Linked DNA regions of Homo sapiens: region 2 is linked to region 1. A link is a loop called in an ENCODE intact Hi-C map of the cell type or tissue named here. Cell type or tissue: endothelial cell of umbilical vein. All regions are shown on one strand. Links, peaks and the distances in the headings refer to the core of each region. The heading gives the core; the rest is flanking DNA. Region 1 has its middle 13 kb from the start of JMJD4. Region 2 holds the start of ZNF678 (zinc finger protein 678).

What was found. A loop is a pair of places that touch in the nucleus more often than their neighbours do. Peaks named below come from ENCODE experiments on the same cell type or tissue, not always from the same donor. Only the 100,000 strongest peaks of a DNase experiment are listed, where the experiment ranks them.
Region 2: a loop joins it to region 1, with 15 times the contacts of the local background. A loop is called at or near these places in 44 of 110 quality-filtered maps.

Annotation. Positions count from the first base shown.
Region 1 is chr1:227,714,497-227,729,901 of GRCh38, forward strand. It overlaps a transcript of SNAP47 not described here. Among named protein-coding and RNA genes, the nearest start is that of JMJD4, 13 kb to the right of the region's middle. RefSeq lists an enhancer at 13,406-14,011 and a silencer at 13,685-14,024. In endothelial cell of umbilical vein, for the core only: no CTCF peak of the experiment used is centred there; a DNase peak (open chromatin) is centred at 13,705; H3K4me3 peaks cover 930 bases.
Region 2 is chr1:227,561,078-227,576,482 of GRCh38, forward strand. ZNF678 (zinc finger protein 678) reads left to right here and starts at 2,479. Exons shown (of 4, transcript NM_001367909.1): 1 at 2,479-2,647. It also overlaps the pseudogene RNA5SP77 and the pseudogene MRPL57P2. RefSeq lists an enhancer at 2,435-2,714. In endothelial cell of umbilical vein, for the core only: no CTCF peak of the experiment used is centred there; no DNase peak of the experiment used is centred there.

The sequences.
Region 1 (15,405 bases), core at 12,506-15,005:
TTCTCTAAATGATTGCAACATCTCTCCAGCAAGGGCACAGAACTGGACAGAGGATGAGATGGACGAATTCACAGAAGTAGGCTTCAGAAGGAGGGTAATAACAAACTTCACTGAGGTAAAGGAGCATGTTCTAACTCAATGCAAAGAAGTTACAAACCTTAAAAAAAGGTTAGAGGAGCTGCTACCTAGAATAACCAGTTTAGAGATGTACATAAATGACCGGATGGAGCTGAAAAACACAGCAAGAGAACTTCGTGGAGCATATACAAGTATCAATAGCCCAATCAATCAAGTAGAAGAAAAAATATCAGAGATGGAAGACTATCTTGCTGAAATAAGGCAGGCAGACAAGATTAGAGAAAAAAGAATAAAAAGGAATGAACAAAACCTCCAAGAAATGTGGAACTATTAAAAAAATGAACCTAAAACTGATTGGAGTACCTGAAAAAGACAAGGATAATGGAATCAAGTTGGAAAACTTGATATTATCCAGGAGAACTTCCCCAACTGAGAAAACAGGCCAACATTCAAATTCAGGAATTACAGAGAACCCCACTAAGATAGTCCACAAGAAGATCAACCTCAAGACAGATAATCATTAGATTCTCCAAGGTCGAAATGAAGGAAAAAATGTTACGGGCAGCCAGAGAGAAAGTTCAGGTTACTTACAAAGGGAAGCCCATCAGACTAACAGGAGATTCCTCAGCAGAAACCCTTACAAACCAGAAGACAGTGGAGGCCAATATTCAACATTCTTAACAAAAAGACTTTTTTCAACCAAGAATTTCATGTCCAGCCAAACTAAGCTTCATAAGCAAAGGAGAAATTGAATCCTTTTCAGAAAAGCAAATGCTGAGGGACTTCCTCACCACCAGGCATGCCTTGCAAGAGCTCCTAAAGGAAACACTTAATATGAAAAAGAAAAACCGGTACCAGCCATGGCAAAACACACAAAAATGTAAAGACCAATGACACTATGAAGAAATGGCATCAACTAGTGTGAAAAATAACCAGCTAGCATCATGATGACAGGATCAAATTCACACATAACAACATTAACCCTAAATGTAAATAGACTAAATGCCCAAATTAAAAGACAAAAACTGGCAAATTGGATAGAGTCAAGACCCATCAGTGTGCTGTATTCAAGAGACCCAGCTCGTGTGCAAAGACACACATAGGTTCAAAATAAAGGGATGGAGGAAAATTTACAAAGCAAATGGAAAGCAGAAAAAAGCAGGGGTTGCAATCCCAGTCTCTGACAAAACAGACTTTAAACTAACAAAGATCAAAAAAGACAAAGAAGGACATTATATAATGGTAAAGGGATAAATTCAACAAGAAGAAAAGCTAACTATCCTAAATATACATGTAACTAATATGGGAGCACCCAGATTCATAAAATGAGTTCCTACAAACCTACAAAGAGATTTAGACTCCCACACAATAATACTGGGAGATTTAACATCCCACTGTCACTATTAGACAGATCAATGACACAAAACTAAAAGGATATGGCCTGGTGCAGTGGCTCATGCCTGTAATCCCAGCACTTTGGAAGGCTGAGGCAGGTGGATCATGAGGTCAGGAGTTCGAGACCAGCTTGACCAACATGGTGAAATGCTGTCTCTACTAAAAATACAACAATTAGCCGGATGTGGTGGCAGGCGCCTGTAATCCCAGCTACTCAGGGGGCAGAGGCAGGAGAATCACTTTAACTCAGGAGATGGAGGCTGCAGTGGGCCGAGTTTGTGCCACTGCACTCCAGCCTGGGCAACAGAGTGAGACTCTGTCTCAAAAAAAAAAAAAAAAAGGAAAAAAAAATTAAAAGGATATAAGGATATTCAGGACTTGAACTCAACTCTGGATCAAGTGGACCTAATAGATATCTACAGAACTCCCCACCCCAAAACAACAGAATATATATTATTCGCAGTGTCACATGGCACTTACTCTAAAATTGGCCACATAATTGGAAGTAAAACACTCCTCAGCAAATGCAAAAGAACTGAAATTACAACAGTCTGTCAGACCACAGTGTAATCAAATTAGAACTCAGGATTAAGAAACTCACTCAAAACCACACAACTACATGGAAATTGAACAGCCTGCTCCTGAATGATTCCTGGGCAAATTATGAAATTAAGGCAGAAATCAAGAAGTTATTTGAAACCAGTGAGAACAAAGAGACAACATACCAGAATCTCTGGGACACAGCTAAAGCAGTGTTAAGAGGGAAATTTATAGCATTAAATGCCCACATCAGAAAGCTAGAAAGATCTCAAATCAACACCCTAATATCCCAATTAAAAGAACTAGAGAAGCAAGAGCAAACAAACCCAAAAGTAGCAGAAGACAAGAAATAACTAAGATCAGAGTACAATTGAAAGAGGGAGAGACAAGAAAAACCCTTCAGAAAAATCAATGAATCCAGGAGGTGGTTTTTTGAAAAGATTAACAAAATAGATAGACCATTAGCTAAACTAATATAGAAGAAAAGAGAGAAGAATCAAATAGACATAATAAAAAAAGATAAAGGGAATATCACCACTGACCCCAAGAAAATGCAAACTACCATCAGAGAATACTATAAACACTTCTATACAAATAAACTAGAAAATCTAGAAGGAATTGGTAAATTCCTGGACACATACACCCTCTCAAGACTAAACCAGGAAGAAGTTGAATCCCTGAATAGACCAATAACAAGTTCTGAAATTGAGACAGTCATAAATCACCTACCAAGCAAAAAAAGCCCAGGACCAGATGGATTCACAGCTGAATTCTACCACAGGTACAAAAAATCAGTAACTTTCCTTCAGAAACTTTCAAACAATTGAAAAAGAGGGACTCCTCCCTAACTCATTTTATGAGGCTAGCATCATCCTGATACTAAAACCTGGCAGAGACACAACAAAAAAAGAAAATTTCAGGCCAATATCCCTGATGAACAATGACGCAAAAAATCCTCAATAAAATACTGGCAAACCGAATACAGCAGCACATCAAAAAGCTTATCCACCATGATCAAGTTGGGTCCATCTCTGGGATGCAAGGCTGGTTCAACATACGCAAATCAATAAATGTAATCCATCACATAAACATAACCAATGACAATAACCACATGATTATCTCAAAAGATGCAGAAAAGGCCTTCAATAAAATTCAACATCCCTTCATGTTAAAAACTCTCAGTAAACTAGGTATTGATGGAACATATCTCAAAATAATAATAACTATTTATGACAAACCCACAGTCAATATCATACTGAATGGGCAAAAGCTGGAAGCATTCTAAATACCAAAGGACATCATTAGTTAACAAATGCTAGACTAACTAGATACCAAAGCTTGCTCTGTGAAAAATCCCCACATAACCATTGAAGTTTACAACACCCTAAACCCTGCCACCTTGCTCCCAGTATCAGAGAGCCCAGTTAAACATAACTATGTAGAGGTATTAGACTCAGTTTATTCTAGTAGGCCCAACCTCCAAGACCATCGTTGAACATCAGTAGACTGGGAGCTGTACGTGGATGGGAGCAGCTTTGCCAACCCCTGCAAAGTGACTCTGAAGAAGACCACAAACCCTGCTCCAGTCACATCTGGAAGCTGACTAGTCCACGCATGGCTGAAGCATGAGGAAACTCATCACAGGACTCATTTTCCTTAAAATTTAGACTTGTACAGTAAAGACTTCAACTGACCTTCCTCAGACTGAGGGCTGTTCCCAGAGTATACATCAAGTCACTGAGGTAGGACAAAAGGTTGCTACAGTCCTATTATTTTACAGTTATTATAAGTGTACTGGAACTCTAAAAAGAACTTGTTTTTATAATGTTATTCTATACAATTATTTATAATACAATATACAAATAATGTATTTAGCCCAGGAAATGACCAACCTGATGTGTGTTATGACCCATCTGAGCCTCCCATGACCACAGTTTTTAAAATAAGATTAAGAACTGAAGACTGGTGGGGGCTCATAAACAATATGAGTAAAGTGTTAGCCAAAATAAAACAAAAAAAAGAGATGCCCAAACAAGTCACCTTAAAATTTGATGCCTGTGCTGTCATTAATAATAATAAATTAAAAATAGGATGTGGTTCTCTTAATTAGAAAATAGACTATATGGCAAAAAATAAGTACGTTTATCATGAATTAAGACTGTGTGAAAATAAATGTAGATACTGGTCTTGTGTCATTTAGGCTACTTGAATAAAAAAAAAATGAAAAAATCCTGTCCACCTTCAGCAAGGGAAAACTGGCCCTTCCTATACCAGTGGTCAGTGTAATCCCTTAGAACTAGTTATAACCAACCCCCTTAATCCTTGCTAGATAAAAGAGAATGTATAACCCTGAAATTGATGGAGCTGGACTGGATCTTCAAGTAAATATCGTGGTTTGAGAAAAAGTTTATAAACACTCTCCTGAGCCAGTATTTCAAACCTTCTATGATGAACTGAATATGCCAGTACCAGAAATTCCAGGAAAAACAAGAAATTTGTTCTTGCAATTAGCCGAGCATATAGCCCAGTCTGTTAATGTCACTTCATGTTATGTATCAGCACAAGTGTACTATATGAATCATTATCAACCTATTGCACAGGAAGACATAAGTAGTGAAAATAAGAGTGAGAACTCCCACTAATAAAAAGTGAGAGTCTCAAAGGGGGGAAATGAGAGAAGAGAGACAGACCCTCTCATATTGTTTTATATTATTTTATACTCAGAAAAGAAAAGAAAAACAAATGGCAGGTAGCCCAGCGCCTAGGAACCAGACCTGAAACCAAGGAACCAGACCTGAAATGAGGCCTGGGCCTGCCTGACCTAAGCCTCGTAGTTAAAAGTTGACCCCTGACTTAACTGGTTATGTTATCTATATATTCCAGACATTGTATAGAAAAGACACTGTGAAACTTCCCAGTCTGTTCTGTTTCACTCTGACCACTGGTGCATGCAGCCCCTGTCACGTACCCACTCCTTGCTCAATCGATCACGACCCACTTATGCAGACCCCCTTAGAGTTGTGAGCCCTTAAAAGCGACAGGAATTGCTCACTCAGGGAGCTTGGCTCTTGAGACAGGAGCCTTGCCGATGTTCCCGGCCAAATAAACCCCTTCCTTCTTTAACTCGGTGTCTGAGGAGTTTTGTCTGCAGCTCGTCCTGCTATATCTTCTTCTCCTTTGTCCCTCTTTTTCTCCTCTGTCTCTCTTTTTCTCCTCTGTCTCTCTCTCTCTCCTCACTGTCTCTCTCTCTCTCCTCTCTGTCTCTCTCTATCCTATCTCCCTCTCTCTCCTCTCTATCTCTCTCTCTTTCTCTCTTCCCCTAGGGTAGGGACCTACAGGAGTTGAGCTACTCTTTCTTCCCCTGAGAAGAAAGGAAGCGGGGGGTTGTTTCAGGTTCAACCCTTGAAATTAGCAGAATTCTCAACCCCTCAACACGAGGGATGTCTTGCCTTGCCTGTCCCAGAAGGCTCAACCCCTCAAACCAGGGGGTGTCTTGCCTTGCCTGTCCGGGAAGGCTCAACCCCTCAAATCAGGGGGCGTCTAACCTTTCCTGTCCTGGAAGGCTCAACCCCTCAAACCATGGGGTGTCTTGCCTGTCCTGGAAGACTCAATCACTCAAACCAGGGGGCATCTTGCCTTGCTTGCCCTGGAAGGCTCAACCTCTCAAACCAGGGGGTATCTTGCCTGTCCTGGAAGGTTCAACCCCTCAAACCAGGGAGTGTTTTGCCTGTCCTGGAAGGTTGACCTGTTTCTCCCCTTTCCTCCTCTGAAGGTCCTTTGCACACTTCCCACTCATGCCCTCCTCTCTGGCTGCTCCCCCAAGGTAGAATCAGGCCCTTTTTAGTGTTGGCATACCAGTATAAATCCTATGGCAGGATCCGCCCTAAGCCATATGAAGTAGCTATGGAACCACAGAGAGGACCCACTCACCCCATCCAGCAGGACTTGTCACCATCCACATGAACAACACCGCAAGCAGGGTTGTTTGTGATCATTCACGCACACACACATTTAGCCCTCCAGAATTTGACCACCAAGGAAGTGCTTTACCGGCTCCCGCAGCTTCGCCTTCCTTGGTCAGTGCACAGAGTTGTCGCCACAGTATGTGAGGATCCTTTAAGCTAGGTTGCTGGCCAGTTTTTTTTTTTTTTCTGCATTGCTGAGAGCTCGAGTTATTCCTTGCACTGGGTGGGTCTTGATTTCTCACCCCTGAGGCCGCCACAATAGGGCAGGGTGCACCTCCTCATGAGAGAGAACCAGAGACCATCCTCGGAGGGGGATGTAATCCTAGACAAGCCCCCAAATTGTTATATATAAAGTTTTGGTGACACAAAAGAAATAGCACTCAAATATAAAATTTTCTTTTTAATTCTCAGCAAGGCAAGTTACTTCTATATAGAAGGGTGCGCCCTTACAGATGGAACAATGGTGAGCGCACACTTGGACAAGGGAGAGGAAGGGGTTCTTATCCCTGACGCACGTGGCCTCTGCTGCTGTGTCATTCCCTTATTGGCTAGGGTTAGACCGCACAGGCAAAACTAATTCCAGTTGGCTAATTTAAAGAGAATGACAAGGTGAGTGCTTTGGCAGGAGTCAGGGCAGAGCAGATAGCAGGTAATTGGAATGAGTTAGGGTGGAGCAGGTGATTGGAATGTAGGGTGGAGCAGGTGATCAGAATGAGTCAGGGTGGAGTAGGTAATCGAAAAAGGTTGCTTTACGAGAAAGTTAAGTTTAAAAGTAGAAGGCAAAGAATAGAACATACTGACATATTCTTTGAAAAGAAATTTAGAACTCATATCTAACAACTCTAAGCCCCCAGGCCTCCCCCAACCATCTGAATGGACTTCTCTGCCAGGGCATTCCAAAGTTAACCAGAAAGACTGGTTCTGGCAGTGATGGGAAGTGAGGGTCAGACATGCCTCATTATAACCTCCAGCATTAACATTAACACAGACCTTAAGTCTGACAGAAAACATTTACGATCTATTCTCTCCAAAGACTGCTACCTGGAGGCTTCATCTGCATGATCAAACTTTGGTCTCCACAACCTCTTATCATAACCCAGACATTCCTTTCTATTAATAATAACTCTTTCAACCAATTGCCAATTAGAAAACTTCTGAATCTACCTAGAACCTGGAAGCCCCACTTCAAATTGTCCCGCCATTCTGGACCAAACTAATGTATATCTTAAATGCATTTGATTGATGTCTCATATCTCCCCAAATATATAAAACCAAGCTGTGCTCCAACCATTTTGGGCACATGTTCTCAGGGTCTCCTGAGGGCTGTGTCACAGGCAATGGACACTCATATTTGGCTCAGAATAAATCTCTTCAAATATTTTACAGGGTTTGACTCTTTTCATTGACAAGAGTGTGTGTGTGGTGGATCTGAACTAGGAAAGAGGTCCTTCACAGGGTTTTCTTGGAGCCCCTGCCATTACTGCCCTTCCTCTTCAAACAGCAAAATGTGGAGTTTGAGTCATCGACTTGGTCCGGCCTTGAGTGGTGAAATGGAGGGTGGAGCAAAGTGGGGGTAGAGTTTGGGGGGTGGTGGGTAGGGGTGTGAGAGATTTCACTCTTGTCCAAGACCTCCTTCTGGTTTTCTGTTTTCCTAATGCATGCTCTGCCTTGTTCAGATTCCATTATCCTGTTAGAAATGCTTGTTCCCCAGTGCCACAAAGAAATCACACTCGAACATAAACTTAATTCTCTCAGCAAGGCCATTTTTACTTTCTGCAGAAAGGGTGCTCCTCGTGTTGTGGGAAGTCAGGAACCCTGAACGGAGGGACCAGCTGAAGCCATGGCAGAAGAACATGGATTGTGAAGATTTCATGGACATTTATTAGTCCCCCAAATTAATACTTGTATAATTTCTTATGTCTGTCTTTACTGCAGTCTCTGAACATAAATTGTGAAGATTTCATGGACACTTATCACTTCCCCAATCAATACCCTTGTGATTTCCTATGTGTGTCTTTAATCTATTAATCCTGTCATCTCATAAGCTGAGGAGGATGTATGTCGCCTCAGGACCCTGTGATGATTGCATTAACTGCACAAATTGTAGAACCATGTGTGTTTGAAAAATATGAAATCTGGGCACGTTGAAAAAGGAACAGGATAACAGCAATGTTCAGGGAACAAGAGAGATAACCTTAAACTCTGACCGCCGGTGAGCCAGGCAGAACAGAGCCATATTTCTCTTCTTTCAAAAGCAAATAGGAGAAATATTGCTGAATTCTTTTTCTCAGCAAGGAACATCCCTGAGAAAGAGAATGAATCCCTGAGGGTAGGCCTCTGAAATGGCCGCTTCGGTGGGCGGCCGTCTTTTATGGTCGAGCTGTAGGGATGAAACAAGCCCCAGTCTCCCATAGCGCTCCCAGGCTTATTAGGACAAGGAAATTCCCGCCTAATAAATTTTGGTCAGACCAGTTGTCTGCTCTCAAACCCTGTCTCCTTAAAGATGTTATCAATGACAATGCATGCCTGAAACTTCATTAGCAATTTTAATTTTGCCCCAGTCCTGTGGTCCTGTGATCTCGCCCTGCCTCCATTTGCCTTGTGATAGTCTATTACCTTGTGAAGCATGTGATCTCTGTGACCCACACCCTATTCATACACTCCCTCCCTTTTTGAAAATCACTAATAAAAACTTGCTAGTTTTGCGGCTCAGGGGGCATCACAGAACCTGCTGACATGTGATGTCTCCCCCTGACTCCCAGCTTTAAAATTTCTCTCTTTTGTACTCTGTCCCTTTATTTCTCAGACCAGTTGACACTTAGGGAATATAGAAAAGAACCTACGTGAAATATTGGGGGTGAATTTCACCCAATATCTGGCTGAATTTTGCCCGATATCTGGCTGAATTTCCCCTGATATCCTCGCAGATGGAACAATGATGAGAGTACACTTGAACAAATGAAAAGCAGACATATTTATCCCTTATGCATTTGGGTCATCCTTCTGCTGTGTCCTGCATCCATTGGCTGGACCTGGACCTCACAATCTTAAACTGATACCTGATTTGCTAACAACCTGAAACTTTCCTAAATAGGTAAGTGCAAGGGAGAACAAAAAAGGAGAGGAAATTGCTTATGAAAGGTTTAAAGAAGCAATAACATTTCCAAATAAGGAAGGGGCATGAGCTATGAACTAAGACTTGCTGGGGCCTGTCCAGACATGCCTGAGTAAGGCAAAGCAACTAAGTGGGCTAAAGTGTAAGAACTAATAGTTGATAGGGGGCTTTAGAGCAAGAAGCTATTATCTCTAGTGTCTATTATTTTATTTTTAAACTAAGACGAGCTCTGAAGAGGAACTTTTCTACTTTCCACACTCTCTTATTCTACAATTGCCCCTCAGTGACTCCATTCTGTGGAACCTGGACGCTCAGCCTTGATCTTCCCAGGGCCCTCTTGCCCCTGTGAAAGGAAAATAAATCTCAAGACCCTAAACTAAATAAGCCAAACGGAAAAGTCAGTCTGGGAACTGGGTCACACAAACCTGCCTCCCATTTCGTGTCTACATAAGATAGCTACAAAGATTTAAAAAAAAAAAAAAGCATCGCACCTCTCTCACAATTTGCCCACAAATTGTGGGCTCCAAGATTTTTACCCTAAAACAGTTCTGTTTCATTTCACCCTGACAATGTAAATTGATAGCTTATATTCACAGGTATGGAACAAAGAACAGAACTCAAAGTCATCCCTCTGCCTGAGATATATGCATATCTGATTGCTTCCTGTGCCCTATGTTTATTTTATCTTATGCAAAAATGCAGATTCACCAAGCTAGATAAATGTGTGACTATTTCTCTACCCACCCCCCCAACGTAAATTGTGTATTCATTGAATGGCTGATCAAAGACTCAAAAGGATGCAACCGCTTGCCTCTTATTTACCCACACCCTTTTCACAATTCCTTCCTCAATCCCCAATACCCACCCTTTTCATTTTAAATGTTGAGGTCCCCAGATCCTCCTTGGAGAAACCATGGGCCACAGTTTTTCCCGTGGTTCTGTATTCTTTTCTATTCCACATCCTTAACCTTGGAAAATAAACCTCTTAAAGTGATTGAGACTTGCCTTGGTCATTTTTTTTTTTTTTTTTTACACCTCAGACTTGGAATCCCTAATCCCCCTTCCTCAGACTCCCGGATCCCAGGGCTTTCTCTTAAACACCCATTGGTATCACATCTGGGGGTACCTTAAATACAGGACAGTGGGGAGGGGCTGGGTAGAGGGAAATGTTGCCTGATATTCTGCCCTCTGGGATATGGATCATCATTTCCTCCCTTTGTGGGCCTCAGGCTTCTATCCATAAAAATGGAAATAGGAACACTCATTTGGTTGTGTAGACCTTACCCAGAGCCCACCTCTAATAATATAAAGGCCAAGAATGCAATCCCCTTTTTTCCCCAAGAAGGTAAAGTCCTCAGAGCCAAGGAGAGAAGGCTCAAGGATGATAACCATGTATTGTAGTGTAGAGAGCACCCTTGACTTAAGTAACCCCATCTTAGAAAAAAGACTCCATTTTACATTTCTTAGGACACTTTGACAACAAGGATAAGATATTTTGCTTAATAAATTTTAAAAAAAGGCCTGCATCCAACCATATAAGGATATAAACAAGCATACTCATCCACTATCAGTTCTCACCAGTGGACTCTGTTGTCATAAAAATAGCAGGCCATCAGCAGCTCAAAACAGCTGTCTTAACTAACACCATCTTGCTGGCACTCATAATAAGAACTCGACATCTGCTGCCAAAGCCTCTGTCTGCCCCATCAAAGATTCTTTCTTGCAAGATTGATGGACTGCCTGGCCCAGACCAGAAGATTCTCTTTGTCTTCATTTAAGTTCTCCTCGAACTGGTTCTTTAACATTTTCTCCTATCTCTTCTCTTGATGTTAATGTTACTTTGTTGTCAAATGTTTAATCTATAACATTTACATATTAAGTATACTATTAGGTAGTGTTTGCAATATTTACTGACTTGTGGAGTGGCTTGAGCCTGTGTGCCTGTGGCTCTGACTACCTAGTGAACGGGAACTACTAAGGAGAATTGCCTCCTCGGGAACTCCATGTAGCTTGTGGCTTTTGTGATTGAATAGAATCAATAAAAGCCTGACATTGTGGAAAGACACATATATCCATGGGCTTCCTTGTCTCTGACCTTGCACCACACTTGAGATACAGTTTTCAGTGTTCCAGTTTACATGTCTGTCATTAAAGTTATTTCTAATTATTTTGCTTTTGAGTTTATTGTAAATAGAAGGCTTTTTAAATTTCATTTTCAATGCTCATTTCTTAAGTGCAAAAATATAACCAATTTTTTGCATCTGTTAAGTTTGCTGAATTCCTTTATTCTAATATGTTTTAGTGAATTTCTTACATTTTTCTAAATATAAGATCATATCATTTGTGAACAAAGATCATCGTACTTCTTCCTTTCCAATCTAGATGGCTTTTATTCATTTCTGTTGCCAAATTGTCCTGGTTAGCACCTCCAGTACAATGATAAACAGATGTCATTAGAGTGGATGTATATATCTTGTTCCTGATCTTAGGACATTAGTATACAGGCTTCCACCACGAAGCATGGTGTTAGCTGCAGGGTTTTCTTTCCTTTTTCTTTTTTTTTTTTTTTTTTTTTTTGAGACAGAGTTTCACTCTTGTGGCCTGGGCTGGAGTGCAATGGCACAATCTTGGCTCACTGCAACCTCTGCCTCCCGGGTTCAAGCGTTTCTCCTGCCTCAGCCTCCCAAGTAGCTGGGATTACAGACATGTACCACCATGTCCAGCTAATTTTGTATTTTAAGTAGAGATGGGGTTTCACCATGTTGGTCAGGCTGGTCTCGAACTCCTGACCTCAAATGATCCACCCATCTTGGCCTCCCAAAGTACTGGGATTACAGGCGTGAGCCACTGCAGGGTTTTCATGTGCCCTTTAGCAGTCTGAGCATATTCCCTCCTGTTCTTATCTCGTTGAATGTTTTCATCATAAAGATGCTGGATTTTGTCAAATTTATTTTCTGCATTTGTTAAGATGGTCATGTGGTTTTGTTTATGATTGTATTGATATGGCATATTATATTAAATGATTTTTGGCTGTTAACCAATCTTGTATTGGGAGGAATCCAACTTTGGCATGGAAGATAATTATTTCTATATGTTGCTGGATTCTGTCTTCTTGTACTTTTTTGAAAAATGTTCCATCTTTAGTATGGGGACAAGAGTCACTCCTCTTAGATTCTAATCTGCCACACTGATGCCTAACTAAGCATGAGTCTGGGAGTGCCTCCAAGATGTCTAGTTGAAGTCGTACTCTATGTAGAAACACCTATCTACCGTAAGTCTCGCCATTCCTCCAAAACAACCCTCGATGCTACAGCATACATCATAAACTGTGATGCCCATAGCACTATTTCAGTTGCCTGCACATTCCTTCCAGGACACATATACTTTTTCCCCAAAAATATATAAGCCCTGAGTCTAGGGGGTAACAGTGCAGAGATCTACCCGTCTTGTGGCTGCCCAAGACCATGCTTCTGTGAGTTCCCCAAAAAATCACCTCCAAGTGACAAACTGGATTTGTCTGCCTCATTCTTTGGTTTCTCAGTTCCTTCTGTGTTTGGGAGTCACTTTGCATATATGGCCTCTTCAGAAAACATAGTCTCAAAACCTCACACCAAAGACCAATGACTAGCAGAAATTCTTGAGCTTGCAGGATGGCACATAAGAAAATAAACAACTTGCTGAAACCCTGAAACTCCCCCATGTTATGATATCAAGAAAAAAAATTGAGGGAGAAAAAAACAGGGAGACACTGTCCCTACAAAAAGTAAAAATAAGTCTAGCGTGGTCGGGCATGCTGTGGTCCCAGCTGTTAGGGAGGCTGAGGTGGGTGGGTCGCTTGAGCCCAGGAGTTCCAGGCCACTGTGCCCCAGCCTGGGCAACATGGAGGGAGGCTGTCTCTTAAAAAAGAAAAAACTGCCTGAAACCAATTGGAACCAATATGGCCAGCCGGAATTTCCACAGAATGAGCTTGTTGACTTCATGGCCTGAATTTCGATGCATGTTTCATACTAACTCCCCCTCAGTTTGCACATGGGACCCATGAGGTGACGTGAAGAGATAACTGCACATACCTGGGAACTTCTCAGACCTCCTCGTTTTCTTTTTCTTTAGAGACAGTCTCACTCCGTTGCCCAGGCTGGAGTGCAGTGGCACAGTCTTGGCTCACTGCAACCTCCGCCTCCCAGGTTCAAGCGAATCTCCTGCCTCAGCCTCCCAAGTAGCTGGGATTACAGGCCTGCGCTACCACGCCCGGCTAACTTTTCTATTTTTAGTAGAGACGGGGGTTTCATCGTGTTGGTTAGGCTGATCTCGAACTCCTGACCTCAGGTGATCCACCCACCTCGGCCTCCCAAAGTGCTGGGATTATAGGCCTGAGCCACCACGCCCGGCCATTCAGTGTATTTTCTAATGTCCCTTTTCATTTCTTCTTCGACCTTTTCATAAGTTTGAAGTGCACTGATTGATTCCACATATTTAAGTTGCCTGGAGTTCCTTCTGAACAGACAGCAGCCTGCCGGGCTGGGAGAACAAGGACCTGGGGTTGTACAGTCTGTGGCGCACAGAGTCCCTGCTGGAACCACAGGCGGTGAGTCAACGGGCACCTCCGGGCTAGGAGGTTTTCCCAGGCTCGCCTCATTGCTCCTGCACCTGCAGGGTTCGCTGGACCCTGGGCGTCCCGCTGCCCGGAACACAAGGGTAGGGAAGGGTTGTTACTGGGTTTCTTGGCTGGGGCTGCAGGGCCGGTGCTTGCCACCGGAGCGGGGGGGGCGGGCCCCGCTGTGCTCAGAAGGGACCTGAAGCCAGGGAAGCCCCAGGGTCGTCCTGGGCCCCGCCGCCCGCCCTGCCTGCCCCGCCTGCCCCTCCCATCCCGTCCTCTCCCCGCCTCCCTCCCAGCCCCGCCCCACCTGGCTCTCCCGCCCCGGTCCCGCCTCCTTCCTCCCGCCCCTGCCCTCTCGATCCAGCCTCCCGCCCCCTCCCCGCCTGTCCCTCCCGGCCCCGCCCCGCCTCCCGCCCCAACCTAGTGCCCGACAGGAAACCTCCCACCTGGCACTGCCCCCAACCAAAGTCATGAGGGCAAGGCTCCGGTTCCTGCCCTCACAGGGTCCCAGAAGCAAGGGCAGTGAGGACCTGGCCCACGTCCCTGGCACGGGCTGTCTGATTCTCCTTCGCTGTGGCGGGAAGATGGCCGGATTTGAAGGTAATACCCAAGACCCCGATTCCCGACAGGAGAGGCGAGGGGAACGGTCTCGGGAGCAGGCAGGCCCTGCCGCGGAGCCGAAGGCCTCCGATGGGAGCAGGCACGCATCTCTGAGTGGGGCCGCGGGGGTGGACACTCTGGTGCCTTCACGCAGGGGAGGGGGGCGGCAGGCTGCAGAGGAAGGCCAGGATCCACGAGCTGCGGCTCTCTAGGTGGGGCGAGGGGTCCAGGCGGGGTCTGATTAGGGCGTGGGGCCCCAGGTGGGGTCTATCTGGGGTGTGCGTCTGCAGGATTCTGCCCGTGGATTTTCCTCTAGCTTCAGGACAGGGTTTGGCTCTCCCAGAGGAACAGGGTAGGAGCCCAGCTCCAGCTGTTTTCCTGTAGGTCAGAGCCTGCAGTGGGAGGGTAACTGGGGCCTGTGGAAGGGGACTTCTGGGGTCAGACCCCAGGCAGGAGTGAGAGGCCCAGGTCCCTGGAGTTCCTGCCTCCAGGGCTGCTGACTTTGGGGGTACAGACAACAGGACACTGGACATCTTGGTCCCTACCCTTGGCTTCTAGGCCAGTGGAACAAGTCACTGACTTGGAAACCAGGGCCTGCCTTCTTTCTGCCTGGGGACCCAAGGTGCAGCTGGTAGTTGCAGTTCTGTGGGACGCTGGCACAATCACCTGCCAAAACCACCCACAGTGGTGGATGGGGGACAGGGCTGAGGTTGACACTCTGGAGCATGGATGAGCAAAGGGAAGGATGTGGCCTTGGATGTGGCTCTCAGGGATGCCCCAGACCTGGGATGTGGGCTTCAGGGTAGCTGGCCAAGGAGCTGCCCCTTCGGCTGGGTCAGCAGGCGGAAAGGCACAAGCATGAGGATGGTCTTGGTCCCTGGGGGAGGCACCTTCTCCGGAGGCCACAGCCCCCAGGATGCAGGGAGCCTGGTTTTGCCACAGCCAGCAACAACTTGACCTGGGGCTCCTGTCTCCACCTCCATGGATTCCAGCCAATCACAATTGCAAGCCCAGGGCAGGGCAGGCACGTGCTGGAGGAGCCCCTAGGCCCCATCATGTTCCCTCACTCTGTGTCCTCCCAGGCTAGAGTCTGTGCAGACAGCAGGGCCTGACTT
Region 2 (15,405 bases), core at 5,171-7,670, 160 kb before region 1:
GAGCAGCTCAGGGGTACTTGATCCGAGCCCCGTGGACCCGGGGTTGCCGGGATGCCTGGAGTCGGGCGCGCAAGACTGAGCGGAGCTCTTAGGGCTGCCAGGCGTCTATGGCCATACCACCCTGAACGCGTCCAATCTCGTCTGATCTCTCGAGGCTAAGTAGGGTCAGGCCTGGTTAGTACTTAACTGGGAGACCGCCTGGGAATAACGGGTGCTGTAGGCTTTTTGGTTTCCCGGTCCCTCCCACTTTCCTCCTTTTATCGCGATGCCTCCCAACCGCACCCTGACTCTGCTCCTCCTTTTCCGCCCGCCTGCGCCCTCGCGGTACCCTGGGACCTCCTCGTGGGGCGTCCGCCACTGCAGCACCGCCAGTTAGCAGCTTCCCAGCTCTTCCGCCTGGCAGCCACCCCATCAGTAGCCCAGCTCGCTGCCCGGGGCGGGGCGGGGAGGGCCGGGCCGGGGCCAACCTCGAAGGCTCAGGGGCGGGTTCCCTGCCGTCCAGGGTGTCTTCCCTCTCCCGGGACGCCCAGGGAATTTAATTCACTCATCCAGCGCCGCTGGCACTGTCCAAGCCGGGGGAAGGGGCGGGCAGGGGAAGCGGGCCCCACAAGACACCAGCCAAGACCTCCGCTCCAGAACGCATGGGCTACTTTCCCCAGGGGAAGGACATTGCCTTCTCCAGCCACCAGGAAAACCGTCCCTGTGCACTCGGAATCCCATTGCCACCAACTTCGTATAAACTCCATTCCGGAGGACACGAGACAGACCCAGGCCTCTGCCCCGTGGGCATGCTCGGTGCCACAGCTCTCGCTAGAGGGACGGTTGCACTCTACAAATCTCGGGGCCCACCGCACCAAGAGGACAGGGAGGAGCCAACAAAGGAAAAGTCCTATGAAACGCACCACCAAAGCAACCAATCCAACAAAAAATACGTCTCAGGGCTCTGTTGGGTCACTCCGTTAGCCCTTCCACCCTGTTCTGGCCCAGCCCAAGCACCCTCCACCCTACCCTGTCCTGCTCAAAGGGGCCCTGTCTACCGGAGCAGAACACTCCCTCTCCAAGGCTCTATGGCTCTGTAAGTCCCTCATCCTCTCTCTTCTTCTTCCCCCTCCACCTCGTGCTCTTTCTGTAGCCTTCTCTCTCTCTCTCTCTCTCTCAATCCTGACTCACTCTGCCTCTCTATCACTGTCTTTCTCTCCCTCCGTTTCTATGTCTCCATCCCTCTCTCTTGCTCTCCTTCAAGCTGCCTGTGTCTGTGTCTTTGTCTGTGTGTCTGTGTGTGGGTGTATGTTTGCAGGAGGGGCAGCGAGGTGTGTCTGGGTGCGTCTCAGCCCCTCTCTCCCGGGATCCAGGGTGTGTGTGTTGGGGGGAAGCTGTGGAAAGGGTGTTGAAGGAAAGTGACAATCAGCTTCCTGAAGGGCACTGACAGGCCATTATTCCTGTGGCTTGGCAAATTTTCTGTTTGAACTTATTTCTTGTTAAGGGTCCAAGTGTACTGACTATGGAGATAAGAAAAGAATAGCTCTAAGTAGCTGAAGCTCTGTGAGGTACGGAAGATTTTTCTGGCCCAGAGAGACTTGAGTATGGGATTTGAGACACATCTCCACACCCTTTCCCAGGGGCAATTGTTTAAAGGTATGTTGTTCCTAACTAGCTGTCTCATCTGGAATTTGTGATACAAAGAACAATGTATAGCCAGTCAGTGACTTCTGGATTTTAATGTAAATTTTTGATGAAAATTTTAGGAACTGCCTCTTTTCTTAAAACCCACTTGTAATGGTTACTAGTTGGAATGTATAATCAGGGCAACTTTAGTCTATGCTCTCAGGTAGGTATCCTAAACATATGCTTTTGAATATACTTTTGAAAATAGATTCTGACTTTTTTATTATGATGGGTTGACAGGGGACTGGCCTGGGACACCTGCCTGGGTGTAAATACCCCAACCATGCGCTGCCCTGCCCAGCAGAAGAGGCGGGTGGACAGCAGGCCCCCTTTGGTCAGAAACACATGCATTGCATAGCTGTTCTGGACCTGGGTCCTGCTTGCAAGGACAGTTCCACAGGCGCACCGGAATGCGCCTCCCCTTTCCACCCGCCAGCATTCCCAAGCACGCCTCGGCTTCTGACTGTTCTGTGCTTTGGGAGGAAAACTCATCTTCAGGTTTTTCTCCAACAGAAGATGATGATGACGTTGTTTAGACACTCAGGAACAGAGATTGCAGATTGGCTTAAGAGTGCGCCCTTTATTAAAGATGGTATGCATGGAAAGACATGGAACAATTTTGGAAGGATACAAAAAAAATTGCCCATTTTGTTAATAGTCTCATTCAACCCCTTTGCTGACCTCATCTCCTGTCACTCATAACCAAAGGAGGCGGGTCCTGGAGCCCTGTCCAATCAGGGACATTGACGTGGGAACTGTCCAATCAGGAGCGCAGCTTGAGAGGCGGAGGGGGTTTCCGGGATCTGGCGGGGCCTTTGTCTTGTGCTCCAGCTGGAGCTTTGGTCCCGTATTCTCGGCTATTTATCCCCAGCTGCGGGAGGCCCTGGTGACTCTGCTGCTGCAGTGTCTGGTTTCCCTGTGACCTGCAGGTACTGGGAGTTACATAGCTAAGATGCCAGGACACCCCGAAAGCCGGAAAACGGTGAGAGTTCCCGGGAGGGTGTTCCAAGATGGCGGTCCGGCCTCCCGGCGTCAGCACTAGAGTCCGCGGCCCGGAGTCCCGGCTGGCACCTGTGGGATCTGTCACCTCTGGGTAGGGGCGGGGCCAGGCCGCCGCGGGATTCTCCTCCCATCACTGCGCCGCGGCTTCCGCCCCGGCCTCTCTGGGCGGCTATGAAGCCGCAGCCCCGCGGGTCCCCCAGACTGTGTGCTTTGTCCAGAGGGGAGGGTCATCGGGGAGAAGCCAAATCGGTGTGCGAAACATGCGTGGGAAGAGCTGTTCCATGGGGCTTATCTTAGCTGTGCAGTCCATCCTTTTTCCTGTGAAAAATGGAGTCACTTTTAAAGCTTTGAAGAGTTTGAGGAAAGGGAGTTTCATGAATGGGAGAGCGCCCAGCTATGGTGTGTGGCTTGTGGGTTTATGGAGGAGGTGCTTGAAGGAAAAACTTTTTTGTAAGGTGCATGAGGAAGCAAGCCAAATTTAATAATTGACGACAGTTACAGTCACCTTATTTGGACTGTCCAGGTGGAAATTTCCTGGTTATTTAATTACTGATTAATTGGAGTTTTGTGATTGGTTGAACTTGGATTTTGTTTCTACTTAAGGCAGTCATTAACAAGAAATGCATTTGAGCTATTAATATTCTTTTTCATGTAGAAACGCAAGACACTAGAGCCACCTCAGTCTAATTGCCTGCTAATTATTTTAACACTGCACAAGAGACTGCTTTTCCCCTGCATTTTCCAAATAACATGGAAAGCAGGGTCTTAAATCCACTCCTCTGTTCTCCCAGCCTGACTCTGGCCTGCAATAAAATACTAAATTTTCAGTTTCTTTCCAAAATTCATAAAAACCACCATCACCTCTTCAGTTCACAACACTGTCAGCTATTTGTCTTTTATTGCGTACTCCAGGCACAATATTTTAATTAATCATTTTTTCACAGAACATTGGAGGGCACTCTTTGTTGTTGCTGTTGTTGTTTTGTTTGTTTTTGTTTTTTCTTTAAGAAGGAGTCTCGCTCTGTAGCCCAGGCTGTAGTGCAGTGGCGCGATCTTGGCTCACTGCAACCTCTGCCTCCCGGGTTCAAGCGATTCTCCTGCCTCAGCCTCCTGAGTAGCTGGGATTACAGACCCGCGCCACCACCCCCGGCTAATTTTTGTATTTTTAGTATTTTGTATTTTAGTTTCACCATGTTGGTCAGGCTGGTCTCCAACTCCTGACCTCGTGATCCCCCGCCTTGGCCTCCCAAAGTGCTGGGATTACAGGCGTGAGCCACCACGCCTGGCCTGTTGTTTTTTCCCTACCCGGCTTTTTTTTTTTTTTTTTTTTTTTTTTGGTTGAGTTGGAGTCTCGCTCTGTTGCCAGGCTGGAGTGCAGTGGCGTGATCTCGGCTCACTGCAGCCTCCGCCTCCTGGGTTCAAGCGATTCTCCTGCCTCAGCATCCCAAGTAGCTGGGACTACAGGCGTGCGCCACTACACCTGGCTAATTTTTGTATTTATAGTAGAGACGGGGTTTCACCATGTTGGCCAGGATTGTCTTGATCTCTTGACCTCGTGATCTACCCGCCTCTCCCTCCCAAAGCGTTGGGATTACAGGGGCGAGCCACCACGCCTGACTTGTTGTTTTTAAGAGGATCTTGCTCTGTCATCCAGGCTGCTGGAATGCAGTGACATTGTCATAGCTCACTGAAGCCTCCAACTCCTGGACTCAAGTGATTTTTCTGCCTCAGCCTCCTGAGTGGCTAGGCTTAAATGTGTGTGCTGCCATGCCCAGCTAATTCTTTTTATTTTATTTTTTTGTAGAGATTGGGTTTCGCTAGTTACCCATGTTTGTGGAACTCTTTAAAGATTTGTTATCTGTTTGTGAAGGCAGAGAATAACCTCTTGGCACTCTATTGTAAAGAAATATTTGTGCCACTCTGCTTTTTATCTTTCCTAGGCACAGACGCCTTGTACAAAATCTTTGAAAACTTTGGAAACTTTACAGCTGGTTGTATCCTCAGCCACTCTTTTTTATTTTTATTTATTTTTTGAGACGGAGTCTCGCTCTGTCGCCCAGGCTGGAGCGCAGTGGCCTGATCTTGGCTCACTGCAAGCTCCGCCTCCCGTGTTCACGCCATTCTGCCTCAGCCTCCCGAGTAGCTGGGACTGCAGGAGCCCGCCACCATGCCCGGCTAGCTAATTTTTTTGTATTTTTAGTAGAGACGGGGTTTCACCGTGTTGGCCAGGATGGTCTTGATCTCCTGACCTCGTGATCCGCCCACCTCAGCCTCCCAAAGTGCTGGGATTACAGGCGTGAGCCACCGCGCCCGGCTCCTCAGCCACTCTTATCCTAGTCCTGAATTTCAGAATTGTCTGGGAATGGCCCAAGATGCCCACAGTGGCTATGTCTCTTGGAGTATCTAGTGAATTTTGGTTCCTGGGTTTTTTCCTCCCAGAGGACAGCCTATGGCATGGAGATGGAGCCTCTCAGTGAAGCAGCTGGATGTCCTGGGGCTGAGAGAAGTCTTCTGGTACACCCTTCACCTAAAAAGCTAACCCCTTAGACATTCTCCCCCAACCCCCAATTTCATTGCCTGGAGACACATCAGTGGTGTTGGGAAAAGACAGAAATAATTCCTGCCCTCTGGATTCTCAGACTTGTGAAGGGAGAAAAACTAGTCCAAAGGACAAGCAATAACTACTCCAGTGAGCTGGTGCGAGAACATGCAAAGCAAAACATCCCTGGGGCACACCGTGAGGCACAGTGCAGTGTCTCCAGACAGAATGGTCAGTGAGCACTTCAGTGAGCAGAATGAGGGGTGGGAGAATGTCCCAAATTATAGGATAGCCTGACTTGACGCTTGAGTCGGATGTGTCTGTGTTCCAGGTAGTACTGCTTCTCCCTGAGTTTGTCACCTTAAAAAGATTTGTTCACTTATTTCATCATCAGTTTTTTATTAAGTATATATTACACTTTATCAGTAGAGCTTGAAAGGTTAGAAAATATTTACAAAGGGTATGAACGTGGTGAATTCTAGGAAAAAAATATGTAGTCATATACTTCATTTGTTAAAAAACTCATTTACCTTTTTCTTCATCAGAGTGAGTGTAGTAAGTTTCTTAGTTCTGTTCTATTTTAAGGGTGATTTCAAACAGAATCTCAGGGCTTAAGTTTGGGAATTCTATCGGGGAGAAAAATAGGAAACGTCTCTTTTTCATTATGCCTATAGGAAACTCACTTTCACAAGACAGTATGGTAGATTAATTGGTAAATTATATAGATTCATGAAACATCAGTTCCTCTTTTTTACAGGGTGGATAATTTGTGACATTAAATGTTCTGTATTTAATTATCTGGACATCCAAATTCAATGCTAAGTTTTAGGAGATGGGACATGGCTCCTCTTAGAAGGGTTCACATTTAGTAAGTGTTTCCTAAATGATCTGTTATAGAAATATTTAATTGACGTTTTTGTTATCTGAAAGGAATAGACACTTTTGCCTTTCCTTTTGAAATATAAAATGTAAGTGTCTTACAATTTTATTCCCTTTTATAAACACTGTCTTTGAGTGATTTTGCTGAATTCTTCAAACTGGGCATTTTCTCATTTAAAACTAAATGAATAGCCCTGACTGGAAAGTAGAAGTCTGAGCCCAGTGACTCTAAGTTAAGGCCAATCTTGAGCCTGCAAAAGAAGGTCATTGAAGGCCCGGTTCTTCCTGAGGAGCCTCCTCTGCAGGTGTCCCAGCCTGCTCACACAAGCACGGAAGAGCCCTTTACATTGAGAGAAGCTACGGATCTCCTGGAAAGTGGGAGATCCATAGGCAGATGCAAATGTAGTTGGGTTGGAAGACGGGTTCAGAAGCTCTTTCTGAGGATAAATTTCATTGTCCTGGGCTGTTTCTAGACTTTGTCAAATAAAGCTAATTTATATTTACATAAAAAGTTACTTAATTCTTTTTTTTTTGATTTTTTATTTTTATTTTTTTATTTTTTTTCCTCCAGAATTTTTCTTTATTTTCCATTGTAGTTTGGGTGATTTTTTTAAAATTATTATTATACTTTAAGTTTTAGGGTACATGTGCACAATGTGCAGGTTAGTTACATATGTATACATGAAAAGTTACTTAATTCTAAAGGAATATTGCAACGGGAAAAATACCAACTATATCTGCAGTCATCTGAAATGTTAGGCAGAAAAGGGCTTTATTTAAAGAGGAACACACAAAACTAGAAAGAATGTGGGAAGGGGAGGACAGGATGAAAGGTGCCAAAATTAGATCCTAGATCAGAGAATGTTTCACCCTGAGGTCAGCCTGTGTTTAGGAGGGGCATAAAGAGGAATTATTTGTTGGCTCAGGCTGAGTGTGTGTCAAAGTTCAGGGGCCTGTTGGAAAGAGAGAAGCTAACCCATTTATGCCTAGTGTTCCATTATTGGAGCACTAAGCTTGTGGGAGTTATTTATACTTCCTACTGCTAGATGACCCTACTGCTCAGGGTCATCACCATGGTCTGATTTTTCACACACAAAAAAATTTGCCACCTCCAGCATAAATGGGTTAAGTGGTGGTTGGTGAACAAGTACTTTTTTTTTTTACCACTAAAGAGAATTGTTCAGGTGATTGTTTATGAGACAAAAATGGGAATTTGCAATCCGTGTCTGGCTTTGTAATAGGTTAAAAAAAAAGGGAGCATCATCTAAGTCAAAATGAGAAGAGTGTTTCTTTTCATTCAGCTGTTCTTTGAGAACATAAAGGATGGGGAATTTCTTCAATCACATGCATTTACCAGGATTGCCTACGCACCCAATCTTCTCCTGCCACTTTCCTTTGCTGTATACAGATCTTTCATTTGGCTGTTTTGAGATGTACTTTCATGACAAACTGGTACATGTTTTGCTGAGTTCTGTGAGGAGTTCTGTCAAATTATTGAACTTGAGTATGCGGTTATGGGAGTCCCAGAGTTACAGGCAGTCACTCAAGAAGTATAGGTGGGTCCCTGGTGCATGTGACTGGCCTTTGAAGTGTGGGCAGTGATGTGGGACTGAGGCCTGGCCTTGCAAGGTCTGTGCAAACTGAGTGGTGTCAGTATTGAATTATTGAGCAACCAGTGGTGTTGGAGAACTGGTTGGTGATCAGGAAACTCCACACATCTGGTGTCAGAAGTTTTGTCAAAAGTGCAGGAGCGGCAGCTGGAGGCAGATGCCCTTTCTTAGCGAAGGGAGGCTCTGTTCTGTACACAGGCTGTCACACTGCACTGTCCTGTGATTCCAGGTGTCCTCCCAAGATGAGAGGGGACTGAGGACTTAGAGGTGTTGCTGGAGTGCAATCATAGCTAACTGCAACCTGGAAATCTTGGGCTCAAGGACTTCCTGCCTCACCCTCTGGAATAACTAGGACTACAGGCATATACTACCATGCCTGGCTAATTTGTAAAGTTTTTGTAGAGACAGGGTCTCAGTATGTTGTCCAGACTGGTCTTGAACTCCTGGCCTCAAGGTTGCTTTCTACCTCAGCCTGCCAAGGTGCTAAGATTATAGGTGTGAACCCCCATGCCTGATCGGGACAACTTAATATGTATTTTTTCTTCTGCTTCTTGAAATATATGCAAATTTTTTTTACCAGCTAAATAAATTTGAATCATTCTTTTTAACTCATGGTTGTCTTTATCTAAGACCTGGATTCTGTTGCATTGTTTTTTGTTTGTTTTTTGATTTGGCAGAAATTTATTGTTTTTAAAATTTTTAAAGTTGATTAAGAGCACGCAAAAGTTGAGCCCAAAGAATAGATCTTTCACCACATTGGTTGAATTTATTGCTAAGAAATCTATTATTTTGTTGCTATTGTAAATTAGTTTTTTTTACTGGTTTATTGCTACTCTGTATAAACAAAACTGATATTTGTATGTTAATTGTATATTCTGCTACTTTACTGAATGCATTTATTAGTTTAAGCTATTTCTTGGTGGACTATTTATGATTTTACATATATAAGATTATGCCATCTACAAACAGTGACTTTTTTTCTTCTTTTCAATTTTGATCTTCTACGTTTTCTTGCTTAATTATCCTACGTAGGACTTCCAGTTCTATGTTCAAATAGAACCATTAGAATGGTCATAATATAGACTTGCATTGGTGTTTGTGCATTTGGAGGAGCAAACACCTCTTTTCATTTTTATGAACTGGTTTCAGTAGGTAAAGATCTTCATCTTTTGGGTCTCAAGCCTGATGAGATCTTTTCTGGGCTTGCAGTAAAAAGGGTTGTAGCTGGGTCACAAAGTTGCTGCCAAATCTGGAGTGGGTTTTACCTTTAGTGGGCTTATTACCAGGAGCACATGTGGTTGTGAGTCCTATCATGTTTTTGGGCAGACTGGATTGTCTTCAGGGCTTTCTGTGGAGCAGGCACTAGGGCAGGGTTCTGCTATATGGTGGGCCTAATACCAGATGCGTGGATGAGTGTGGCTCCCACTGAGTACCTAGCAAGGTTTCCCCAGGTTATCTACAAACAGTGACTTTTGAACTGTTTTGTGTGGGTCACTAGTATGATGCCCTCAGCTTTTTTCTTATTCCTCATGATTGGTTTAGCCATTCAGTATTTCTTGTAGTTCTATGTACATTGTAGGCTTGCCTTTTCTGTTACTATGAAAAGTGGCACAGGAGTTGTGATAGGGATTTGAGTTAACTTACAGATTGCTTTGGATAATATGACACTTCATTAATCAAAGGGCCTGTCTTCTCAAAGTGACTCTTCTTGATCTTGGGTTTTAGCACAGTTTCCTAATGCCCTGTATCCCAAAGCTCACTATACTGTCCAGGCTGTTCTTGAACTCCTGGCCTGAAGCAGCCCTCCTGCCTCAGTCTTCTGAATGGAGGGGATTACTGTCATGAGCCACTGTGCCTGGCTCTCTCATAAAGTTACTTTGGTTAATGGATGGCTGACTAGTTTTTTTTTTTTTACTGCAAGGGAATATAAAAGTAGGGAACTCCTATTCCATCATCTTGATAATGTCACTGTCTCCATACATTTCTGCCTTATTTTGTTCTCCTGTATGTTTGTGTGTTATTTTAGGTTCAAACATTAAGAACAACATGGTAGAATTTATACATTGTGTAAAAAGTAAATTAGATAGCTAGTAGGTACTCTATATATATTATAATATTCACCTGTAAGATTAAGTTTAGTGCAGACAAAAGGGCTCATTAAGATTTTCATCCACTTTTTTCAACCTCTGTCCAAACTATAATATAGTTTATGCCCAAATTTTTATTTTATCAGTTACTCTTAACCATATTTCACAAAATTTGTATTTTTTAAATTTAGAAATGTGAGGCTATTATTTGCTTTTAAAGGCTGTATTACAGGTTATTTATTTTGTAAAATAATAGTATCAATGTATTAGTAATATAAATAGTTATTTGTAGTGTAAATACTTATTCATTAAAATTTTGACATTAGAGAATTTTATTAATTATTGTAGCACATTTTCTGTAAAATTGTACTGCCATACACCACAGGGCAATGATTCAGAATGCCTGGTCTTCATAGATGCACAGTCACATATGAACATGGTAGTTATTTAGAAAAATTCTTTTCTAGTGTTGTATCCATGTTCCAAACAAGATTTTATGGGTAAATGTTTCTCTCATTCTAGTTTTACAGTTCCATGTTGACTGTATTTTTATTTTAGGGTAGGTTCCTTGACATCGGTTTATTGTATTCTTGGTTTTACCTAAGCATTATTTTGGATGACAATGTGCAGCTTTTTATGTACAGTTTATGTCAATTTGCAGTTTAATTGCAATATGAATTAGCCATATGTGTATTCACAATTCAATTTAAGTTCAACAGAGTTAATGAAAACTAAGCAAACTAATGTTACATGATAAAGCCCCAGTCAGCTGTCTTATACTTAAGCAAATACACCGAATAATAGTTTGTAGCTTTATTGCTGCTTTTGTTCAAACTATGTTTTATATCCTCTGTGACCAAGGAAATTTCTGATATTGTCCTATCAGGCTAAAGAAACAAAAAGCCGGGCGCGGTGGCTCATGCCTGTAATCCCAGCACTTTGAGAGGCCGAGGCAGGTGGATCACAAGGTCAGGAGATCGAGACCATCCTGGCTAACATGGTGAAACCCCGTCTCTACTAAAAATACAAAAAATTAGCTGGATGTGGTGGCGGGTGCCTGTAGTCCCAGCTACTCAGGAGGCTGAGGCAGGAGAATGGCGTGAACCTGGGAGGCAGAGCTTGCAGTGAGCCAAGATCGCACCACTGCACTCCAGCGTGGGCAACAGAGCGAGACTCCGTCTCAAAAACAAACAAACAGACAGTGATTATACTTTCAAGTGGCAGTTTATCCCAGATACTCCATATGTAGACAACTATGCTCATATTTGTTTGTTTTAATAAGGCTGTGGTCCAAAACCTTACGTTTTTATAGAAATTAAAGCTTTTCAGTTCCATTCTAAAGAAAGGACAGCCCCATGATCTAAATCCAAAGGTGATGGCTTAGAGTGAGGACCATTTCTTGTTGACATGGAGATGGTTGAGATGGTCTACAATAAATCTATGGGAGAAGCAGGTTGTGATGACTTGGAAGTGTTGGCTGCCTTCATGGTCTCAAAGTTCTTTGCCAAGTTCACCTCAGCAGTGCTGTACTGTTCTGCTGTCAGATTGGGAATGCTTGGCCAGTAGTGGTTCTCTGCATGGTCCAAAACTGCGGATGCTTCCTTGATACACTGCCTGCCAGAAATGCAATTGTAGCAAAGGAGGTCGGTAAGGGGACAGAAACTAGCTGGCCACTGCCTGGTGGGGAAGAGCGATGGGCACCCAATCCTAGCTCACATGCCAAGTGCCATCATCATCCCGGTACCCAGGGGTGTCTCCCATAATGTGCACTGCCTGGCCTTATGTAAATAGAGAGCTCAGCTAAGGCCTAAAGTTGTAAAGGGGCCTTTCCGGAGCCCCAAGTGTGCTGGACAACTCACTAGCCATGGAAAGAGCCTGGTTCCTTGTGGCCACAGAGAGGCAATGATTGCTGCATGCCCACATGGCAAGGCCTTCTGGAGTCTTCATGTGAGAGTTCAGCTCTGGCAACAGAGGACATTTCCGGTGTTAGAGATTCTCAGTGTCTGGCAGGTGGGAAACTGATTGATGGCATCTGCTGGCTTCTAGAGCACTGCCTGGCGGTCCTTATCTGTGGGCCCCAGCCAAGGCACTTCAGAAAGCTTGATCTCCGGCTAGCATTCTGGACTGCGAGACAGCCTGGCTACAGCTAGCGCTGGATGGAGAGAGTAGAGTGTGGTGAGGTGGGAACAGTGTGCATTCTGCCACGTGGCATGGGGTTTCTTGTGATTCTGAACTACCCAGGTGCGGTGACAAGAAGGCAATCAGGGAGTGGAAACAGTCCAACTCACACACATGGTTATTTATTGTCAGTAGAGAGAAGTTCATTGAAGGAGATACAGCGTGGGGGTGGTGCATTAACGTAATTCTCAGGGCTGAAAATGCCACCTTTTAATAATTTTTTTTGTAGGACCCCACAAGTGTGTCATTGTCTGTTTTTAATTCCATGTACAAACATAGTGCTCTCCTCAAATAATGAAAGTAGCACTATTATTATATTGGGAAGAGTGCGGCAGCACTTACGAATAAAAGCCCATTGACAGATTGAGCTCATAATGCATACACTAATTTATTCATGATATGATTTCAGGTCATGCATAATGTGTGCTTGTTAATAAAAATATGAATTTAAAAAATTAAACAGTTTCTCTTAAAATGCAGCTATTTTAGCATTGCTCTTTACATTATACCTAACATATATAAGGGTTTTTGACTCACACAAATGGTCCACAGTTTTAGTAAATGTCTATTTTTTCCCAGTAAACCATATTCTTAATACAAATGTTAGCACTCAGTACTGCTTTTTATTTTTATTTTTTATTTGTAACTTTTAAGTTCAGGGGTACATGTGCAGGTTTGTTACATAGGTAAGCTTGTGTCATGGGAGCTTGTTGTACAGATTATTTCATCATCCAGGTATTAAGCCTAGTATTCATTAGTTATTTTTTCTGATTCTCTCCCTCCTCCCACTTCTACCATCAGATAAGTCCCAGTGTCTTTTGTTCCTTTCCATGTGTCCATGTGTTCTCATCATTTAGCTTCCACTTACAAGTGAGAATATGCAGTATTTGTTTTTCTGTTCCTGTGTTATTTTGCTAAGGATAATGGCCTTCACCTCCAATCAGGTTCCTGCAAAGGGCATGATCTCATTCTTTTTTATGGCTGCCTAGGATTTCATGGTGTATATGTACCACACTTTCTTTATTCAGGCTATTATTGATGGGCATTTAGGTTGACTCCATGTCTTTGCAATTGTGAATAGTGCTGCAGTGAACATATACATGCATTTGTCTTTATAATAGAATGATTTATATTCCTTCAGGTAATACCCAGTAATGAGATAGCTGGGTCAAATGGTATTTCTGTTTTTAGTTCTTTGAGGAAGCACCACACTGTCTTCCACAATAGCTGAACTAATTTACACTCCCACCAACAGTGTATAAGGATCTTTTTCTCTGCAACCGTGCCAGCATTTGTTACTTTTTGACTTTTTGATAATAGCCATTCTGACTGGTGTGAGATGGTATGTCATTGTGGTTTTCATTTGCATTTCTCTAATGATCAGTTATGTTGAGCATTTTGAAATATGATTTTTGGTTGCATGGATGTTTTCTTTTGAAAAGCGTCTGTTCATTTCCTTTGCCCACTTTTTAATGGAGTTGTGTTTTGGTTTTTTTTAAGTTCCTTATAGATGCTGGATATTAGACCTTTGCCAGGTGCGTAGTTTGCAACAGTTTTCTCCCATTCTGTAGGTTGTCTGTTCCTCTGTTGATATTTTTCTTTTCTGGGTAGAAGCTCTTTAGTTTAATCAAATCCCATTTGCCAATTTTGCTTTTGTTGAAATTGCTTTTGGCGCCTTTGTCATGAATTCTTGGCCCATTTTTATGTCCTGAATGATACTGCCTAGGTTGTCTTCTGGGGTTTTTATAGTTTTGGGTTTTACATGTAAGTGTTCTATCCATCTTAAGTTAATTTTTGTGCATGATGTAAGGAAGGGGTCCAATTTCAATCTTCTGCAAACGGCTAGCCAGTTATCCCAGTAACATTTATTAAATAGGGAATCTTTTCCCCATTGCTTATGGGGTTTTTTGTTGTTGTTGTTGTTGTGATATAGTCTCACTCTGTTGCCCAGACTGGAGTGCAGTGGCACCCATTGCTTATTTTTATCAGGTTTGTCGAAGATCAAATAGTTGTATAGTTGTAGGTGTGCAGCCTTATTTCTAGGTTTTCTGTTCTATTCCATTGGTATATGTGTTTGTTCCAATACCATGCTGTTTTGGTTATTGTAGCCCTGTAGTATAGTTTGAAGTTGGGTAGCATGATGCCTCCAGCTTTGTTCTTTTTGCAAGGGATTGCCTTGGCTATTCAGGCTATTTTTTTGGTCTATATGAATTTTAAAATAGTTTTCTCTAGTTCTGTGAAGCATCTCATTGGTAGTTTAATAGAAATAGCATTGAATCTATAAATTGTTTTTGGGCAGTATGGCCATTTTTACAATACTGATTTTTTTTCTATCTTAAGCATGGAATGTTTTTCCGTTTGTTTGTGTTGTCTAATTTTTTGAGCAGCATTTTATAGTTCTCCTTGTAGAGATCTTTCACCTTCCTAGTTAGCTGTATTTCTAGGGATGTTACTCTTTTTTGTGGCAGTTGTGAGTGGGATTGTGTTCTTTATTTGGCTCTCGGCTTGGCTGTTGTTGGTATATGGCAATGTTAGTTATATTCACACGTTGATTTTGTATCCTGAGACTTTACTGAAGTTGTTTGTCAGCATAGGGAGATTTTGGGGCGAGACCGTGAGATTTGTTAAGTATAAGATCATGTCATCTGCAAACAGGTATAGTTTGACTTCCTGTCTTCCTATTTGCATGCCCATTATTTTTTTCTCTTGCCTGATTGCCCTGGCCAGGACTTCCATTACTATGTTGAATAGGAGTGGTGAGAGAAGGCATCCTTGTCTTGTGCCAGTTTTCAAGGGGAATGCTTCAAGCTTTTGCCCATTCAGTATGATATTGGCTGTGGGTTTCTTGTATATGGCTCTTATTATTTTGAGGTATGTTCCTTCAATATCTAGTTTATTGAGAGTTTTAATCATGAAGCATTGTTGAATTTTATTGAAGGCCTTTTCTGCATCTATTGAGATAATCATGTTATTTTTGTCTATAGTTCTGTTTATGTGATAGATCACATTTGTTGATTTCCATATGTTGAACTAAACTTGCATCCCGGGGATAAAGCCTACTTGATCATGGTGGATAAGCTTTTTGATGTGCTGCTGGATTCAGTTTGCCAGTATTTTGTTGAGGCTGAGGTTTTTGCATTGATGTTCATCAAAAGTATCAGCCTGAAGTTTTCTTCTTTTGTTCTGCCTCTGCCAGGTTTTGGTATCAGGATGATGCTGGCTTCAGAGAATGTGTTAGGGAGCAGTCCCTTCTCCTCAAGCTTTTGGAAGAGTTTCAGCAGGAATGGAACCAGCTGTTCTTTGTACATCTGGTAGAATTCAGCTGTTAATTTGTCTTGTCCTGTGCTGCTTTTTGGTTGGGAAGATATTACTCAATTTCAGAGCTCACTATTTGTCTGTTCAGGGTTTGAATTTATTCCTAGTTCAGTCTGGGGAGGGTGTGTGT